Linked DNA regions of Homo sapiens: region 1 is linked to region 2. A link is an interaction called in ENCODE POLR2A ChIA-PET data of the cell type or tissue named here. Cell type or tissue: MCF 10A. All regions are shown on one strand. Links, peaks and the distances in the headings refer to the core of each region. The heading gives the core; the rest is flanking DNA. Region 1 overlaps DIAPH3 (diaphanous related formin 3). Region 2 overlaps DIAPH3 (diaphanous related formin 3).

The links. ChIA-PET counts read pairs that join two places held together with the same protein. Peaks named below come from ENCODE experiments on the same cell type or tissue, not always from the same donor. Only the 100,000 strongest peaks of a DNase experiment are listed, where the experiment ranks them.
Region 1: POLR2A ChIA-PET joins it to region 2 with 6 read pairs; 3 of 35 experiments call an interaction of 5 or more read pairs at or near these places.

Annotation. Positions count from the first base shown.
Region 1 is chr13:59,883,569-59,886,494 of GRCh38, forward strand. The region is part of intron 20 of DIAPH3 (diaphanous related formin 3); the gene reads right to left. Among named protein-coding and RNA genes, the nearest start is that of DIAPH3-AS1, 130 kb to the right of the region's middle. In MCF 10A, for the core only: no CTCF peak of the experiment used is centred there; no DNase peak of the experiment used is centred there.
Region 2 is chr13:60,000,759-60,003,684 of GRCh38, forward strand. All of the region lies in intron 9 of DIAPH3 (diaphanous related formin 3), which reads right to left. Among named protein-coding and RNA genes, the nearest start is that of DIAPH3-AS1, 10 kb to the right of the region's middle. In MCF 10A, for the core only: no CTCF peak of the experiment used is centred there; a DNase peak (open chromatin) is centred at 1,293.

The sequences.
Region 1 (2,926 bases), core at 309-2,808, 120 kb before region 2:
AGCATTAGTTCATCTACTTTGTAGATATCACATTATAAGAAATAACAGAAAAGCATTTCAGGAAGGTGAAATGACTCTTTCAAGTCACCTGGCTAGTAGGACCCAGGCCTAGAGCTAACTTGCTGCTAATCAACTGTCCTTACCACTCAGAGCATCGCAATGTGGAAATTAAGAACCACAATTTACAAACCATCTGGAACTCAAGCTTCCTCTGCTATGTTTTCTAGTAGGTAAGAATGAACTTTAATTTCTTCACAGTAGTTATCAAGTAACACCCTGCAATGAGCTCTGCCTGCCACCTGTACTATCTCAATATTTCTTACCTTCCTCCTTAATATACCCAACTACCTCCTATTGTGCTGAATCTTTAATACTTTTTCAGATCTACTTTTGTTGTCTCTCCACATCAGGGATCCCACACCAGTAACTGTTAGAAAACAGGCTGCATAGTAGGAGGTGAGCAGCGGGCCTGAGCGAGCAGGTGAAGCTTCATCTGTATTTATAGCTGCTCCCTATTGCTTGCATTACCACCTGAGCTTGACCTCCTGTGAGATCAGTAGTGACATTAGATTCTCATAGGAGCGAGAACCCTGTTGTGAACTATGCACGCAAAAGATCTAGGTTGCATGCTCCTTATGAGAATCTAATGCCTGGATGATCTGTCGCTGTCTCCTATCACCCTCAGATGGGTCCATTTAGTTGCAGGAAAACAAGCTCAGGGCTCCCACTGATTCTACATTATGGTGAGTTGTATAATTATTTCATTATATAGTACAATGTAATAATAGAAATAAATGCACAATAAATGTAATATGGTTGAATCATCCCAAAACCATCCCCCTGCCATCTATGAAAAAAGTGTCTTCCATGAAACCATTCACTGGTGCTAAAAAGGTTGAGGACTGCTGCTCCACACTACACTCTCCACTCATACTCTCCTATTAGCTAATTCTTCAGTTCTCTATGGGAGAGGTATGATAAGCAAGAAGAATGTGAAAAAACAAATGCAGTTTTATGAAAGACAAGAGAAAATACTTTGAGAAAGTAATGTGATCTAATACATCACAGAATTAAGACACTAGAGAAAAAATTTTTGAGCTTGATTTTTCTAATGATATAAAAAATATCTTTCATTGTTAACAGACCAATATGTTCATGATCTCCAGAATTCTCAGAAAAAAACACAAGTTCATTTCACTTGGAGAAAGGCTTCAAAAAAAAAAAAAAAGCTATTCAAGTGACTTATGCCTGAGGTAATACTCAGAATATCAAAACTGTTTTTAAAATAAATGTACTCTTACGATATTAAAGCTGCTATGCTAAAGTTATTTAAGAAAACTATACAAAAACAAAGTACATATGGTATAATTTTTACATATTTCATAGGAGAAAGGTAAAGCCAAGGCTTGTACAAAAATATTAAAAGGCTAAAATGTATATTCCTCCACTTAGTCAAGAAATAAACAATTGGCTATAGACATTAGAGACTGCTGCACCTTTGTTTATAAATCCTTATCAATTCTGGATCACTAAGGATTTCACAGGAGGTCCAAATGAGTTCTGAAGATACTCAGGATCATCAAGTGGTAAAGCTATGATTGGTAAAGCTAAAGAACAAAGAGACTTCCTATTTAATTTGGCAGTCTCAGCACACAGTCTTAACACATAAGTTTCATATCTCTTGAATTAAAAAGCTGGCATAAACCCCAGAATCATATTAGTGTCTTAAATTCATTCATGCCCGCTTCCAGACAATCCCCATCCCATCGTAGAAAACCAGTGTTTTGATTTCAATCACTATAGCTTAGTTTTGCCTGTTCTTGAAATTTATATTAATGAAACTATACGGTAAACAGTTTATATAGCTGGCTTCTTTCACTAAAAAAAAAAAAAAAAAAAAAAGACTGAGATTTATACACACGTTGTATAATTCAGTACTTTGTTCCTTTTTATTAATAGATTTCCATGCAAGAATATACCAAAATTTGTGTATCTACTTTCCTGCTGATGGACTTTCCCCCCAACCCACCCCAGTTTGGAGCTATGTAGTGAGTTGAATTGAACAGAGACCCACAAAAGGTATGTCTAAATCCTAACCTCTGCTACCTTGAATGTGATCATATTTGGAAACAGTTTTAGCATACGTAATTAAATTAAGAATCTCAAGATGAAATCATCCTGGATTTAGGGTGAGCCCTAGACTGGAGTGATACATCTACCCAGAAACGCCAAGGATCGTGAGTAGATTAATGAAGCTAGCAGAGTGGTATGGATCAGATTCTCACTCAGAGACTCTGGAAGAAAGGAACCCTACCAATGCCTTCATTTATGACTTCTGGACCCCAGAAATGTGATAGCATAAATCTCTGTTGTTTTAAGCCACCAAGATCGTAGACATTTGTGGCGGCAACCCTAAGAAACTAATACAGGCTATTTTAATACTTTCGTATGAGTGTTTTCATTTCTATTAAATTAGTAAAAAATATAGTACAAATGTATACCTAACCTAAAACATTGCCAAAGTGTTTTTGCAAAGTAGGTTATATGATTTTATATTCCTTTTACCAACTTATGTTTTATTCTAGTTATCTTTTATCTTTTCATGTTTAGGTCCGTACTCCATTCCTCTAATTATTCAGTAAGGTGTGATGCAGGAGTTGAGATTCATTTTAGTCCCTAAGATGTATAGACTTTACAAAACTATTTGATACAAAGAACATCATTGAATATCAAATGATGGTATTTTTGTGGGTCTATTTCTAACCTTCTAGAAAGCTTAGTTGTATATCCTTAAGCCAAAACTTTTGCCTTGATGTTAAATCAGTAGTTTAGGTCCACCAAGTTTGTTGTTCTTTAAAATTGGTTTTCTATATTCTATGTCCTTTGCATACCATATGAATTTTAGAAATCATTTGTCAATTTCTAT
Region 2 (2,926 bases), core at 275-2,774:
AATTATTTCTCCTCTCTGGACTCAGAAACTTTGGAAATCATGTTTTCCCTTTATTCAGTAACTAACATAGGGAAAATATTCTTGAGGTATTTCCAAGAATCAAAATTAATGAGGGTTTCATTCCATTCAATCTACATCCAAGATAAAACCAATGTATAGGAACAACATTAGAAGAACCGGGCTAAAGGAAAAGTAGCCAAGGTGACACTAGGAGATTTGTGGTCTTCTGTCTGTTGCAAGACAATTCTCCCTGGGTCTCTCATATTTCATTTCCACTTGTATTGCAAGTAAAGACATTGATGGTCTTTGATCTAGATGCTCTTCAAGGATGTGTGTATACAAAACAATCTTGGAAAACAGCATATCTCTCCAGAGCAAAGAGCAGGCTCACTTCATGTCTAGTATAATAAAGATAATGTCTTTTAGAGCAAAGTGCAGGCAAGTTCAAAGTTCCTCTCCTACAGCACATCCTGCCATTTACCACCAGAAAGTTCTGACCATGATTTGATTACCATTACCTACACTTTACTAAGAGGTCAATCAGAATAGATCCAGCTCCTGCATCTCCCATGCAAAACATCTTCCCTTCTCTCTGGATGTCAACCCCATTCCAACTCCCATAACTGTAGCTCAGTCATTCTGTGGAGTGGGTGAATGGCACTGACAAAAAGGAATAAGTTGGACTGACTGTCTTCAGACAGTCCCTCCAAAAATTGTTAGACTTAATTATTTCCTGAACCAAGAACTGTAAAATTTATCAGCCACCTGGAAGCCAAGTTGAAAGCTCTGCCACCCTGTAGTCCCTTAACTAATAAAGTTCCTATTTGGGTAGTCCCAACAACTACAAACAACACTTTCCTTCCAGGAGCACCATGTACACCTTTCAAGACTATTTATCTTATGTGAAAGACAGGCATTAACTTGCCTCTCTCTTCAAAAACACCATGACTTGAACCCTACAGGTATGATCATAAGAAATGTTCAAGTGTTTAAAGAAATGCCACCAGTATGTCATGCAACTCTTAGGCAACTATGGAGTTCTCTCCAAATGGAAGCTATGCTTAGTTACTCTGGGGAGCTTCCTGGAGAAAAAAACTGACTTACTATGTGTACTCTGCAGGCAGTTATCCCTACAATGGGAAGTGGTAAAAAATCTGTGCCTGATTTCAGCTAAAGTGATCAGTGACACCACATCAGCCCTGGGAGGCAATCAGGTCAGCTTCAACTCACTGACCAGGATTGTTATGAAGAAAGAATTGTCCTAGACTTCTTTGCTGAACAAGGGGAAGTTTGCGCAATCACTAACACATCATACTGTATCTGAATTAACACCTCGGGCCAAGTGGAAAGATGAATCAAAAAATTTAAAAAGAAAGCCACCTGGTGTTCTAAGGTAGACTCTGATGATTTACTGGATTATGGGATTTGTTCAGCTGACTAGATCTGGGACCTGGAAGGCAGGACTGAGGCAAATACTTCAGACAGGACTCATTCTGCTGCCCACAGTCTCTCCTGAACTTAATTAAGTATGCTATGAAACAAACTGAACAGATTTCATCATAGCCTGTATCAATCAGATCAATTACAGTCATTGCTGCCCATAATATAAAAGTAATATTCCCTATGCTCAAGGTTTCTCTCCTAAAACACAACCCACTGCAACTGGCAGTATTCACATTACACTATGAGTGTCACAATATGGGCTTTGGGACTGACACAAAGCTGATACTCAGCCTACTGCTATTGCTGTGAGCAATAAAATCCTTTGTTTTTAACCTAGGAGTTCACGTCTTTTGACAGCACCAATAGAACTATGACAGACTAACATGTCAGTTTACAAGTGGCAGATCGTCTAAGACCATTCATGTTCCTGACCCTCCCATCAGCAACTTCATGGGTACTGGATCAGGGAGAAACCACAGGAAAAGGAAGTTACAGCATTCTATCACTGCAGACCTGAGGACATATACACAGAAGAAGAACCAAATATCCACCCAAAATGCTCTAGGATTCCCATGTTTTGGTTCCCTTCCAAAAATATATCACAATTCAATCAGTCGTATGACCAACAGCAAGGGTTTCAACAAACTCTTTGAAATCTAGAAAATGCTCTTGATACTCCAGGAAAGTATGACCCTGACAAGAGTAGACAGAAGACACAGAAAGGAAAAGAAAAAGAGGAGAGAAATAAAAATAACAGAAGATTAAAGGACGGCAGAAACTAGAGATTGGTTAACCAATACTTATCCCAGTCCTTTTCTACTAAGGAAAAACTGGCCAACATGAGGGACAAGCACACACATGAACAATGGACACTACGATGGAGGGTTTGGTTCTCCTGGGGCAACTGTGGCAGAAGGCTGTCTGTCCCTGGTGTCACAAGTGCTGACCACAGCAGAGAGTTGGGAGTGGCACTTCCATTAGAGCATTGCTGTGATACAGTGCAGCGTATCTTCTGTATTACTTCTAGCTACAGACCACCCACATGATTCCCTGGGCCTACCAGAAATTTTGTAAGGTAGGTACAAAATTTGTGAAGTAATTAATTGATATAGGCTATGATGAAATCTGTTCAATTTGTTTCATAGCATATTTAATTTTGTAATAACATTTTCTGCTTAAATTACCCAGAGTGATTATGTTGCTTGCAGCTGAGAAACCCTGTCTGATGTTTGAAAAAAAAGTAATGTATGCTTATTTTAAGTCCTAGATTTATATTTGTACTTTCTTTCCTGATAATATATATGTATGTGTGTATACATATATATATAGATATATCTATCTATCTATATATAGATAGATAGATAGATATAGATATATATATATTTTTTATGAGATGGAGTCTTGCTCTGTCAGCCAGGCTGGAGTGCAGTGGCGCGATCTCGGCTCACTGCAAGCACCGCCTCCTGGGTTCACGCCATTCTCC